Regions from separate parts of the Homo sapiens genome. Here region 2 is linked to region 1. A link is a loop called in an ENCODE intact Hi-C map of the cell type or tissue named here. Cell type or tissue: dorsolateral prefrontal cortex. All regions are shown on one strand. Each heading gives the region's core, and the rest is flanking DNA. Links, peaks and the distances in the headings are about the cores only. Region 1 has its middle 72 kb from the start of DOCK10. Region 2 overlaps DOCK10 (dedicator of cytokinesis 10).

What was found. A loop is a pair of places that touch in the nucleus more often than their neighbours do. Peaks named below come from ENCODE experiments on the same cell type or tissue, not always from the same donor. Only the 100,000 strongest peaks of a DNase experiment are listed, where the experiment ranks them.
Region 2: a loop joins it to region 1, with 16 times the contacts of the local background. A loop is called at or near these places in 3 of 110 quality-filtered maps.

The regions. Positions count from the first base shown.
Region 1 is chr2:225,109,017-225,120,624 of GRCh38, reverse strand. No RefSeq gene overlaps it. Among named protein-coding and RNA genes, the nearest start is that of DOCK10, 72 kb to the right of the region's middle. In dorsolateral prefrontal cortex, for the core only: no CTCF peak of the experiment used is centred there; a DNase peak (open chromatin) is centred at 6,054; H3K4me3 peaks cover 1,042 bases; H3K27ac peaks cover 2,500 bases.
Region 2 is chr2:224,981,286-224,983,785 of GRCh38, reverse strand. The region is part of intron 1 of DOCK10 (dedicator of cytokinesis 10); the gene reads left to right. Among named protein-coding and RNA genes, the nearest start is that of MIR4439, 28 kb to the left of the region's middle. In dorsolateral prefrontal cortex, for the core only: CTCF peaks have their summits at 1,172 and 1,409; DNase peaks (open chromatin) are centred at 185 and 1,395; H3K4me3 peaks cover 2,500 bases; H3K27ac peaks cover 2,500 bases.

The DNA.
Region 1 (11,608 bases), core at 4,819-7,318:
CGTTCAGATGCAGAAGCAGATGCCAAGACAGGATGAAATGCACAGAAATTTATTGAAAGAATGCCCAGAAAGGATGAAATTGAAGACCAGGGTAGGCAGGCAGAGGAAGGGGAAAGGAAGGAGGGTTGGTGGGAAGAGTCTCAGACTGCTGTGTTATTCTCCAAAAGTTTGAGTCATGCTAATGGAGAGTCTTGGAACCAAAGTCACCCATTAGAGTGCCTTGTGTTTGGCAGGAACAGGGCCGTATTATTGCTGGCATTATGCTTAGTCATTAGCAGGCAAACAGCCCCAGGGATTGTGGCTTCAGCATGAATATTGCAGATTTCACAGCACACCTGGAGCTCTCCCTCAACTGTGCCCCCCAGAAGATGGTCTGGGTCATGCACTTTCCTGGCTACTATGCTGCTGCTTCTAGTGTCATTTATTTTCTTTACATTTTAGATCTATTTCCACCATGATTATGCTCTGCCCCAATTCTTCTGGATTTATGTTTCTTTCTCCCACACTTAAATTATACAGAGTAAAAAACAGGCAATTAGTGTACTGTGTTGGTGATTTTCTATTCCCTCCCTTTTTTATCCTGTGAACTGGACTTATTAAAAATAAAAATATTCTATCTATAGAGATTTGGGAAAAGAACTGCTGAGTCTACTTGGAAAAAAAAAAAAAAAAAAGCAAAAGCAAAACCAGGCAATCAAATGGAAATAACCCCTGTCCAAAGCTTAGGCATCCCATAGGGTAGGGAGGAAACCATCAGTTTCTTATTATTCCCTAGCTCTCATAATGCCAGTTTACAGCAATCCTTTCTTTCACTCTTTTTTAGGTAAGGGGGAAATTTTGAGTTTTGTGTTCCTTGGATTCTGTAATAATCTCCTACCAGTAACAATGATTTCTGGAAAGTGACCTAGAAAGTACATTTCATATCACAAATTATTATTTCCTTAAATCTGATCAGGCTGCTCCTTCACACACACACCATTCCTCTTCTCCTCTCTGAATAGGGAATCATCTTTCACAGAGAGGGGGATCTGGCAAGCTTTTTAATATTAAAAAAACTTAAATACTTTCCATGTGTCTTAAAATACTCACCAGGGGAGGCAAAAATAATCATTCTCTCCTCTTTCTATTGTTATTCACTCAGGAGAAATATTTCCTGCTGAGAATAATCTTAACAGGTGATCAAAAACACGAGTGGTTTCTCTAAGTTGGATTGTACTGAATAGAGAATAGGAGATAGAGGCTCTGCAGTTCCAGACATTAGAAAACCAATCAAGAGAAACTAGCCAGGTTCTACGATCAAGGGAAGGGGCATGGGCCAAATTAGCCATACACCTGCCTGATCTGCAGACTTCTAAGTGTTTATAAACATATCTCAAAATATATAGCATGAGTCATAGGTCAATTTGTTGTTTCTCTCTTTCTTTTTTTACACTTTATTTCTTCTATCCCATTAGAAAACCTTCCCTCTTAATTAGGTAATCAGAACCTGCAAACAAAAGTTTAGTGGTTCACCCAGGCATAGTGGTTCACTACGCATTTTGGGAGGCCGAGGCAGTTGCAGATCACATGAGGCCAGGAGCTTCAGACTAGGCTGGCCAATATGGTGAAACCCCATCTCTACTAAAAAATACAAAAATTAGCTCAGCATGGTGGCATGCACCCGTAATCCTGGCTAATCAGGAGGCTGAGACATGAGAACCATTTGAACTCAGGAGGCAGAGGTTGCAGTAAGCTGAGATTGCGCCACTGCACTCCAGCCTGGGTGACAGGGCAAGACTCTGCCTCAGAAAAAAAAAAAAAAAAAGAAACCTGCAAAACACAAAAGTTTGGTGGCTCTAAAATAGCTTTGAGTATTTGAATTGAATTAAGCCTCTAAAATGAAGAAGGAATTTTTCACTGAAAACTATGTTCTCTTCCCTGTCTGAATAGGTACAGTAAATATACATATATACAGCTATATATATATGTATATATATTTTTATATACATATATTTATATATACATAAATATATATATTTTTATATACATATATTTATATATACAAATATATATATATTTTTATATACATATATTTATATATACATAAATATATATATATATATATGTCGCCCAGGCTGTAGTGCAGTGGTGTGATCTTGGCTCACTGCAAGCTCTGCCTCCCGGGTTCACACCATTCTCCTGCCTCAGCCTCCCAAGTAGCTGGTACTACAGGCGCCCGCTACCAAGCCCGGCTAATTTTTTGTATTTTTTAGTGGAGACGGGGTCTCACCATGTTAGCCAGGATGGTCTCAATCTCCTGACCTCGTGATCCACCCACCTCGGCCTCCCAAAGTGCTGGGATTACAGGCGTGAGCCACCATGCTCAGCCTAAGTAGAGTAACAATATTAAAAACAGCTAACATCATTGATGTGGGGAAATTTCTAAGCACTTCACATGTATAAGCTTATTTAATCTTCACAGAAACACTTTATCATAGGTACTATGATAGACTAAGACTTTACTCTGAACAGCTCCTCACCATACAGTCTGTCCTGTGAGCAGAACATGACCCCAAAGTGGGAGGATGAATGTTTCAATTTGTGAATAGCAGTGATTGGATTATGAGTCCATTTCTGGGTTTAACTTGATTCTGTAAAATATTGCTATTTTCTGTAGATCTGTTTGCAGGCAGTTTACTTATACCTATGTGCCATTGAGTCTTTCTCTAACAAGTGAAAACAAAATCACCCAGCATTAGAAAAGAGTCAAAGCCATTTGTGTTATGATTTCAGCTACTTAGACTTGCTATTTTAAAAAGTGATATGTATTCCCTGCATGCATCCTACACAGTATTCATGCTGTTCAAGATTACAAATTCAGAATGGAGATTTCCCACTTGAAATCACAGAAATGGATTTTACTTGTAATATTAGTGCCATGAAAAATAATTATGCTTCATCCAATGCTATAAATTTCTATCATGCTCCCTCTCCTTAATATGTAGTGAATTTCACTAGGACAAAATATGCTTTTATCACACAGTGCACTGTGACTACATGTCGATCCTGTCCGCAGTTGTCCACTTTCCTCAACCCTAACTCAAGATGAAGTCATATATTACTGACTGCCAAGGGTGCTCTCCAAATAAAGTGTGTGGCTTGGCACTCACAGCTAGTTGAAACTGATGCCAGTGCACTTCTTACAGAATATCAGGACTCACTAAACAATTGTTTTGGGGAAAAAAAATTTCACAGAGCCCTTCTTGCTCATATATGTAGTCTGCATTTGCCAAGGGTAAAAGCATTCTCTTCCAACTGATGATTTGGTGCACCACAAAAGGGAAATACCTGCTGGTATGCACAGGTGACTGTTGTCACCATTCCACTGCACACTGCCCAACAGGGCCATTTTCTCTCTAAGCATATTTGATATTTGTTGTTAACTTTGAAGGCAGTTGTATCAGCTTCCAGGCAATCATGTGACTTGTGCTTGGTTTTGCAAGGAGAAATGAAACCTTAAATGGTGTCACTTGACTTTTTGGCTTCTCTTTCTTAACAAAAATAAGTTAATTAGGTAATTATCATTTTTGGGCTTGATCTGGACAATTTTAATAGATTTGCCAGAGAGGTCACTATGCAGTTTTATGGAACTCATGCCACTGCTTGACCAAGTTCATACCAGAGAGAACAATGGTGATTAGAAGAAATGGAAGGAGTGTGCAAATCCTCCACATTTCAGTAGTTTGCTTTTTCTTTCTCAACTGCTTGTGCAAGGTCTTCACACTTGCATGTTCACTCGTCACAGCAGGCACACATTCACTGGGGTGCTCGTCACTCTGTATATCAGGGGTCCCTAAATCCCTGGCCATGGACTGGCATGGTACAGAAGGGGGTAAGCTGCAGGCCAGTGAACATTACTGCCTGAGCTCTGCCTCCTGTCAGATCAGCAGTGGCATTAGATTCTTGTAGGAGCAAGCAATAAAAGGTGGGTTTCAGAACTAAATGTTGAAAGAGTAGAAGCATTTTTGTTTACGTACTCCTGGAGAATATTTGGAATTAATTAAAGACTGGCCTCTGCAATTAGAAATAAAATAATCCTATACATGTTGGAAGGGAGGAGGCAAATTTCATTATCTGTAGCTGATATCATTGACTAACTAGAGCATTCAGATTAATACTCCAAGGATAAACTTGGCCCGAGCCATGCCTGACCTGAACAAAAGAATCCTCTTCTTTGCTCTTTGAGCGCTCTCTTTTCATCAACTTTTAGGCACTCATAGGAAGGCACTTTGAGAAACATGAAGAAATGGAATGGGTGAACGTTGTTATAGACCTACACAACCAGCTCTGAAGACAACAACTTTTGGGAAAGCTTCAGAGAGGCAAAGACGTTTAAGCAGATATTAATATGTTGGAGATTCTTGTTCTTGTTAGAGCAATGACCAAAGGGATAGCAAAAAAGATCGAATGGGAAAACGAACTAGGGATCTTTCTTGAATGTGAGGTTTTTCTAGTTTGTGTTGTCCCAAAAGTATACTCTAAGACAAAGATCAAGTGTAAGTATTTTATTTGGGAGGCACAGACACACTGTTAGATGAGTGGGGAAGTAAGACAAGGAAAGGAAGTCAGTCACTAATGGTGTGTTATCAAGCCAAATACTATAGTAGGTAGCCAGAGCTGACTCTCATGGGAAACTCTGGAAAACACACATTTCAGAATTATTCTACTGGAGGTATCAGGGATTGGAAGCATTTATACACGAGTCCCAAGTCTCCTTGGTTGAGGATATTGGTTGGAGGCCCGGGGGAATTCATTTCTCAGGATTTGTAGCTACTTCAAGTCCGGGCAGAGTGGCTTTCTATGGAATGAAGCTTTTAGGCTTGGAGAGGCAGACACCAGCTGCTGGGAGTTGACTAAAGCATGCCGAAATGGTTGAAATAATAGAGATAGGAGTACAGGAGTCAATAAGGATTAGTGGTGGATTGAACCAGGAGTGAGGGGACAAGACAATTCAAGGGTTACTCCCTGGCTACGCTTTCAACCACTGGGTTGATTATGCTGAGGTTGGGAGGAACTGTGGATGACCTACAACGTAACAAGGAAATATGATGGAATAACAGGGACGGAACTACACACATGTGAGACAGCCCCTAAGAAACTCATAGAAATATCTTGTTGGTATTGTGAAGGGTGAAGATTTCTCGAGATCATGTGTGGCCTCCAGTTTTCATGATTTGAATATTATCGAAAATATGACCTTATTTCTAGCCACTGAAGAGTGATACCCAAAAATATAATTTATATACTACAAGAGTGTTTGCAGCTTATAATCTCCAGGATTCTTTAAACAGAATAGAATACAGAAGCTAAACATAAACATCTATAAAATAAATGGCACCATTCAAGGTATTTGCAAAACTGTAATCAAGCTATATCACGATGGCCTTCATATTTTGTTAGCTCCTCAGCAATGAAATATTAAATTTGGCTAACCAGATGGCCTAATATAGAATTAAATTAAATGATTAAATTTAACCATTTCAATTGACATTCCATTGGGTTCACCACTCTAGAAGAGAGAATCTTGAGGGAAGTGAGGCTGCTGTTTTATAACTTTTCAAATGAGGCAATAAAGCCCATGGGGTTGTCAACTACATATGAAATATGAACTGCTCATAGGCAGCAGAACACAAAACAAAGCTTCCTTATAATAAAAAGAAAAATCACACCCTTGGCTTCCCAGTCATTATTATTACAGCAATTCAATTCACGTAGAAAAAAAATTTTAAAAGAAATTAACAGAAATTTCTAGCCATATGTTTATCATAACATTGAACCACTGTTTCTACTTATTTTCTCTTTTTCTTCTTTTCAGTATATCAGCTGACAGCTAAAATTGGCCTACAAACCCCCTCCCATTTGACTCCTCTCTGACCCAATTCAAGCTCCCCAGTGAGAGAAGCACAGAAGCAAAGCCAGCATTTGGCATTTGTTTACTTCTTTGTGTCTCAGCACAAATGATGATACCACTAGAAAGAGTCCAGGGAATAATATTTCTTTGTTATGGTGCAGCCCGCACACCTGCAGGGTCAGTGCATGCATTGTTTTGTGGTTTTCTCATATGCCAGACCAGATGAGAAAGCAATTCTTGTTATTGCTTTGTGATTCAGTATACCAACCCATTCTAATCCACACACATACACACACACACACACACACACACACACACACACACACAAATGCCAGTTGGAATGTGTGTGCAACTAAGTGCATACTTCAGAACTCTAGGCAACTATTAATTTTTGTGTTTTACATTTTATAGCAGATGTTAATTAGGAAAATTTTTAACTGAGTCAAAAAATGTTAATTGAATTATCATGGGATTACATCGGTAAGTGCTGATTTCACCATTATGCTATGTAAAGTTGCATCCATGAGTAAATTATTCAGAGAATTTTAATGAATTTTCCACTATTCCACAGGACTTTTTCTCCCTAGTTTCTCCTTGTGTAGTTGACCAAATAGAAAAATTTAAGCTGTAACAAGATTATCTGGAAATCTATTAAAAATTAGATAGAAAAGTTGTTAATTTACTCTTCTCATGGTGCATTATATATTTTGGGCATATACAATCTTAGGTGAGTACAAAATTTATTATCCAAAAAACTGAAATTTATATTCAAGCTCAGTAGACATGAAGCAATTATAGTTAATATTCTAAACACATTATAGTAAATAATTTAAGATCCAGCATTTGTATATTTCTGCAGATGATGACATAGTGTTCCATGAGGCCATCGTGATTGTAACACAGGGTATAGTGTAGGATTCCAGAGGGATTTCACAAGCAGAATTCTCCCAATCTTAGCAGGAGTCAAAAATTAAGTTTGGCTCACCTAACAGACTTGAGTCTTATCCACCCATAGATTCTGAACATTTCCTTTATGGGTTTGACTTCTATACTATAAATTGCTTGCTTCTCAGGGATACTGAGAATTAACAGTTGTCGTATTTTTGGCAGTTTGGGAGAGGCACCATGGTATACAGTCTCCTCAAATCTGGCATTCACTGCCAGCACTTATACTGAGCATTTCGTAAACAATGAAACATCTATTTCATTTGCACCACTGTTGGATAATCTCAGGCCTTAGGGACTTCTGGATCACAGATGTGACAGATATCAGATTTCAACAGCCTTTGAAACAAAAATGTTCCTGTACATGGGTAGAAATTCCAACCATGTATTTCTATAATTTCATACAAACATTTTGAAAACGAAGTCACAATTATTTTATTTTGTTAAGAACATTCAATGCCTGTGACATTGTATTTTACTGGGTGTTACTCTATCTTTTCACCATTCTACAGAAAAAAATCATGAGATACAGTTTAGTGTAGCAGCAGGGCACAGGCTTGGCATCAGACTGAGCAAAATTAGTTCTGGGCTGTCACATGTAAGAGGTTTATTAGGGGGAAAGATGCTCAGACTTTCCAAACTGTTAACAATTTTTCTTTATTAATCTGTTTTCCATGCATAACACTTATAAGAGGATGGTTAAATAATATGAAAGCATGTAGCATACTGAAAGCCTATAGTCCACAAAATGTAACGAGTGACATGAATCCAAAAGGAGAATGTGCATGTGTGCATGCGTGCACGTGTCCATGCTGACAGCTACCATTTCTGCATTCAGAGGAGAGAGAGGATTTCCCAGGGAACAGGCACTGTGGCTATCGAAAGCAGGGCCTGCAGCCGAACCTGGAATGCAGAAGTGAGAACAGAGATGGCTAAACTGCTCTGTAGGATGAAGTTTAAAGAAAAGGGGAAGAGTAACCTTTTGTACTCACGCTGTTTATTTAAAATCATTTGTAAAAATGATTTGGCGTCTTCCTGTGAGTGGGCTGGAGGGTCGGGAGTCCCAGGCACTGAAAGAGGCAAGTAGATGAAACAGAAAAGGAAGGCAGCTCTGAATGAGGGCCTGCCCCAGCGACCAGAAGGAGGCCCTTGGCCAAGTGGGTGGAGACAAAATAAATTAATGGTCTTTCTGTGATGAAGTTCAGCAGTGGATTTCAGAAACAATGGTGTCTGATATCTAATTTTACTGATTTTCCCATTCAATAGTATAATGCCTTGCCCCTTATCACCCTCTGGTAGTCAGTAAAGGCTAATCTTCCACTAGTTTCACAGTGTTCTTACATTAATGTAACCTTAGGGTTTAAAGAGAAGTAGTTATGACCATACGGGGACAGGGAAAGGAGTCCAGAGAAGACTAGATCACCAGGAAGATATAGCAATGAGATGGCCAGATGCTACCAGGGAGAACAAGAGCACCTGGGAATACAACCTTCAGCATGACAGGCCACAAACATGATGTGAAAGCAACCTCTGAAATTTTCCAACAATAGTTGAAAAGAAACTGAATTTCTTATGTTTATATCAGAGCGAGACATCATTTTTACATTAAAAAGAAAGATAATCCCCAATTTCAGGAAAACTTCAGGATATTCTAGTTAAAGAAAGCGTTAGTAAATTTAAATTTCAAAAAAATAGCTTGAGTTAGTTCAAAAGTAAAAAACTAAAATTAAGTTGATTTATAAGCCTCATTGGTGTTTATTTAAATATTATTTTTCAAAGGTTAATGATCTACAGTAGCCTAATTGTCCATCAACAGATGAATGGATACAGAAAATGTGGTACATATGCATAATAGAATATTCAACCATACAAAAGAATAAAATTCTCTCATTTGCAACAACATGGATGGAACTCAAGGACATTAAGTTAAGTAAAATAAGCCAGGCACACAGACAAGTTTTGTATGTTCTCACTGATATGTGGGAGCTAAAAATTAAAACAACTGAACTCATGTAGATACAGATTAGAATGATGGTTACCAGCGGCTGGGAAGGGTACCCAGGAACAGGGGGAAAGTGGGGATGGTTAATGGGTATAAAAATATAGTTAGATAGAATGAATAAGATTTGCTATTTGATAGCACAATGGGGCGACTGTAGTCAACTATAATTTATTGACTATTTAAAAATAACTAAGGGAGTGGAACTGGAGTGTTCTTAACACAAAGAAATGATAAATGCTTGAGGTAATGGATGGTATTATTCTAAATTCCCTATAGTGCTACACATTCACTTCTTTTTTTTTTCTTTTTTCTTTTTATTTATTTATTTATTTTTTTTTGAGATGGAGTCTCGCTTTATCACCCAGGCTGGAGTGCAGTGGCATGATCTCGGCTCACTGCAAACTCTGCCTCCCAGGTTCACGCTGTTCTCCTGCCTCAGCCTCCCAAGTAGCTGGGACTACAGGCGCCAGCCACCACACCCAGCTAATTTTTTGTATTTTTAGTGGAGATGGGGTTTCACCGTGTTAGCCAGGATGGTCTCGATCTCCTGACCTCGTGATCCACCCGCCTCGGCCTCCCAAAGTGCTGAGATTACAGGCATGAGACACCACGCCCAGCCACACATTCACTTCTAACTGGGATACCACTTTAATAAAGGTTTGATGTAAAAGTCTTTTCTCAATATTTAACAAGTTAGCACTGAATTTTTGCTGCAAACACACTTTTCACATTTAAAACTTGAGTCCTGGAATATGTCTTGGGGGTCTGTGGGTCATGGAGTCTGACTCTTTTCATTGAGAGTTCATCAGGGAGTTGTTGAAGCTGATACAGTTTGCAGAGATTCCGCACATGCAATATAACACCACCAGTAGAATGACCACGAATGTGCACGAGAAATGCTAGATAATAACTAATCAAACTTCCAAACTGAACAAGCTTTACATTATTTTTTTTGCATCTTCTACATTTCTTACCATGTAACAATCCACACAGTGGGTAAAATATCCAGCAAGTAAAAGAATAAAAGGTACTCTTCAATTTACTGGATATTTTGTACCTTTTTAGAAAGAAAACAAGGTGAGAAAAAAAAATGCCCCAAGGACACTCTAATACTAGCGTAGTAGAGCCTACCAATTACTCGAAATTCACTCTCTTTTTTATCCAGAAGTCGATGGTGCCATTAAAGACATCTTTCAAAAGATCCTCCACACTAACACTTTTCTCTGAACTAATCTTATTGCATATTAATATAGCAAGGAGAAATTTTCTTAGGAAAAAAACAAACAGTAGTCAGCAATGAAATTAGTTTTTGCACTGAAGTCAAATCATTATTTTGTCCAAAAAAAGTGATATTGTTCTTAATCTTTAATGTTTGTGTTTAAAACATGTTTTAAATTAGCTATTTTATTGAATTAAAATTATTTGAACATCAATTATTCAGATTGAATCATGCGAAGATCTAAAAATAATACATGTAAATCAATAAATACACCTAGAAAGAGACTTGGGCAGGACAAAGAAATTTGTGCTATAACTTTCCAGTGCTGGCCTTATTAGCAGTAACAGTTGCTACTTTCTTGCCTATTCACTTAGGAGATTTTTTTTTGTAATTTTATACATTTAAAGAAAACAGATGGGCGTCATGGAAGTAACTAAGCCTAAACAATTTCAATATTAATATTATTCAAGGATAAATATTTCTCCAAGAAAGTAAAAACGTCTTGGTAATGTGATACCATCAAGGAGGGTACTTCAGTGTTAAAGGTGATTTCTGCATGAAAACTTCAAGGAAATAATAAGGCATGCTACACTCACAAACTCTATTGTCAACAAAGTACTAAGTTTTCCTCCAAAGTTTGGGGCAGAAAGCAAAAGAAAAATAACAGTGTTGCAGTCACCCCTAAAGGTGAAATGCTTGGGTGTGGGGGTGTCACTGACCAAAGGGAATGTTTCTAGAATGTTCTAGAATAGAGGATGCTTCACATCTGACCCAGAGTTCCAGAGGACTACACTATGGAGATAAAAGAAGACCACTATTCAGGGCAGAAGTAAATATTACTGTGGTTTCATTAGCAGTAAAGGTCAGTGCACCAGCCTCCCCCCAATTCCAGCTATAAACTGAGAAGCAGATAAAAATCACACTATCAGGAGAAAAGGAGCCAACTATGTGTAACCTCCTTGATCTCTCAGACACAAGTCTGTATGGACTTTTCCTTGTTTAATGATAGTAAAATGAAAATAGGGCATGTTATGAAAATAGGGATCTGGGGGAAAATGCTGTAAAAAAAAAAAAAAAAGGAACAAAGGCACTGAACAATCCATTAAAAGTTGATCTCCTCCACAGAATACCACAAGAAATTGTCCTTACAAGAAAAAATATCCAAGGGATAGAAAAGAAAACAAGGGATAGGAAAGCACAATTAGATAGATGGAAAGGATAAAGAAATATTTCAAGAATACTAAAAACAAACTATAGGAATGGCAAACTAAATTGAAGCAAAATTGATGCTGTTTTAAATGTAATCAATATTGTAGAGACCAGACAAGCAATTTTCCTAGAACCAAGATGAAAGAGCAGAGGAAAACAATGATATGAGAAAAGAGAAGAGAAAATGTAGAGAAAGACTCAAGAGTCAATAAAAGATGACAGGCAGTAAGTTGAAAGAAAAAAGAGAAAATTTGAAAGGAAAAAATAAACATTTGTAGATGAAAGGGATCTCTGTATCTCATACAAAATTAATGGGAAAAAAATGAAGAAGAAAAGACAGAGA
Region 2 (2,500 bases), core at 1-2,500, 130 kb after region 1:
AGAGGGAGATGAAAAACTACTGGCAGCCAGTACTTCTTAAAAGAAAAAGAAGCATGTTTTACTTCTCTGGGGTGAACATACCAATTAAAACGATGCTGTGTTGTGACAGATTACTGAGCAATTAATGCCTGTTTGAGCATCATGCTAGATGCTTCCGCGAAAGCAACCTCACTGAGGCTGGGGCGGCCACACGTTACAGCAAAACAATCCTTCCTCAAACTTCCTGCAGCACCCTTCACGCCGAGGAGCCCAGAAACCACAGAAAACATTTTTTTTTCTTTGAATCTCCAAGAGTTACACTGGAAGAATTAGCTTGGCAGAAAGATCTCAAGATTGAATTCTATTGGGGATTTCATACTTTCCTCATTTGTAAGCAAAATCTATTTTCCATGAGATATTTTTAGCGCAAGCAGCTCCAGCTGCCCTATTCCCTTTCACTATACCATTAGATGTTGAGGCCATTCCAGAAAGGACACGTGATTTCTAAGCATCTCTCTTTGGTTCTTTCCTAAGTGACTAGTCTCGCAGGAGTCAGGGAATACCAGACTCTTAACTACCAAAGACCTCAAAGTCCTTCCCAGAGCCTTGAATTCTTATTGATAGGATGTTAAAATGCTTTACAGCTGCTTTTTCTAAGAGGTCAGCTTGGCGGAGCTTGCTCAGTGACCTCAGTAATAGAGATATTTTCAGCCCTGCAAGCCGCGTATGTAAATATAAAATTGTATTAGGCTGCAGAACTGCATGTGTGGGAACAGAACAACCATACTATTGAGAGGAAATCACAGGGGAACACTGGTGTCTCTCACTCAGGGCTGGTTAATGCGTGCATACTTTGGTTAAATCATCTTGATCTAGTGAACTCTATGTTTCAGATAAGCCAGTTTCATTTCTGGAACTTATGAGCTATGAAAAGTAAAACCTCAATCACTTAGTGAGATGTCCAGCAAAATTTCCTTCAGGAAGTGTTTACGTTTATAAAAAAAAAAATCATTTTCACTCCTTACATGATACCTCAGGAAAAATTGTGAGTGTAAAGTCAGGTTTTCAGTTGTGTGATTTGAAAAAGTAATTTATTTGTGTGTCTGAATGGGAAAGACATATTTATTCAGACCTCTGAAAGGAGAATCGAAGAGCTTCATTGTAATGAACAGGAAACATGCTCTCGATGTGAATTGAGAAATACTTTCTGAGCGCAGTGCTCTAATATTCCTGAGTGTGTTCAGTTTCCGTGGATCAAATCTTTCCCATCTCTGCATCCAAGCTATTTGGCCATGATCAGATGATCAGAGCTCAAGGAAGTGATTGGAGAGTGAGCCGGCTGCAGCTGCAGTGTAGGCTGTTTTCAGGGACAAGGAGCCACTGTTTTGCAAACATAGCATCAACATAGAAGTTATTTTGTAGGCTCCAGGATGCAGCGATGGGCTGCACTGCCAGCATTGTTCTGCTTCAAGCTTTTCGTTCTGTGGTCCAGAGGAGCTGTCCACACATTTGTAGACGACGCCAAGAGGAACCATCCCACGAAATTTTGCCTCTGGAAAGTGACGATGAAATGAATAGACCCAGAACCCTCATCATAATGGTATGGTATCCGTGGTAAAGCAGCCTCAGTGGATTGAACTGTTATTATAGAGAGGTTACAATTTAGGGGTTTTGGTGTTTAGCGTTAGATAAAGGCATGTGTGACCTAGAGTTTACTACTCTGAAGTACTGTTTGGGGAAAATCTTTCGGAACTATTTCTATCATTCAAAGAGCATATTTTCTTCTTCTTGTATCTGTCATGAAACTGTACAGCTTCTCGGTCTACCAGAAATTCTCTTCTGCCTCATGGTTTGCATGTTGTTATTACCTTTTGTGCAGAAAATAAGAGAAAAATTTGGAGTTTGGTTTAAGTGAGTGGATTTTATTTTATAACTATAATTTGAAAGAAGAGCCCAAAATGGGCGTTTTTTAAAAATCACATGTAACCATTGAAGTTGTATAGATGCTGATAGTTGGATCTTTAACTTCAGGATATTTGGGGCTTTTCTTTCTGACTCTGCAAAGGAAATGCCTTTCCAGAATGCCTAACTTAGGCACAATATTAGAATAAAGAATTAAGAATTTTGTAGAATGCATAGTGTTTTCATTAGAAAGCTTTTTCTTGCCACTTGTCAAATTACATTTTTGTCTGTGCTTTAATTGTAATAAACAATGTTTTCCTTTTTTGTGCATCTGTTTGATCAGCAAGAATAAATTTGAGGGTAGAGTTCTTTCTTTCTTTAAGTTTAAAAAGAGATCTGCTTAGTCACTAAAATTAGAATAGATGGTATGGTAAAGTTTCCAAAATTGAGGAGACATTGAAGTCTAGGTGGCTTCAGCATAATCGACTTTTTTCTCTTAGATTTCAATGTTGAGATATCAAGGATGTAGTAAATAATGAATGAAAAATACCTGTTACTCTAAAAGTTCTTAAATGAAAGTCATTTGGCTTGGGCTATGCCTCTGAGTGACAGAATACTA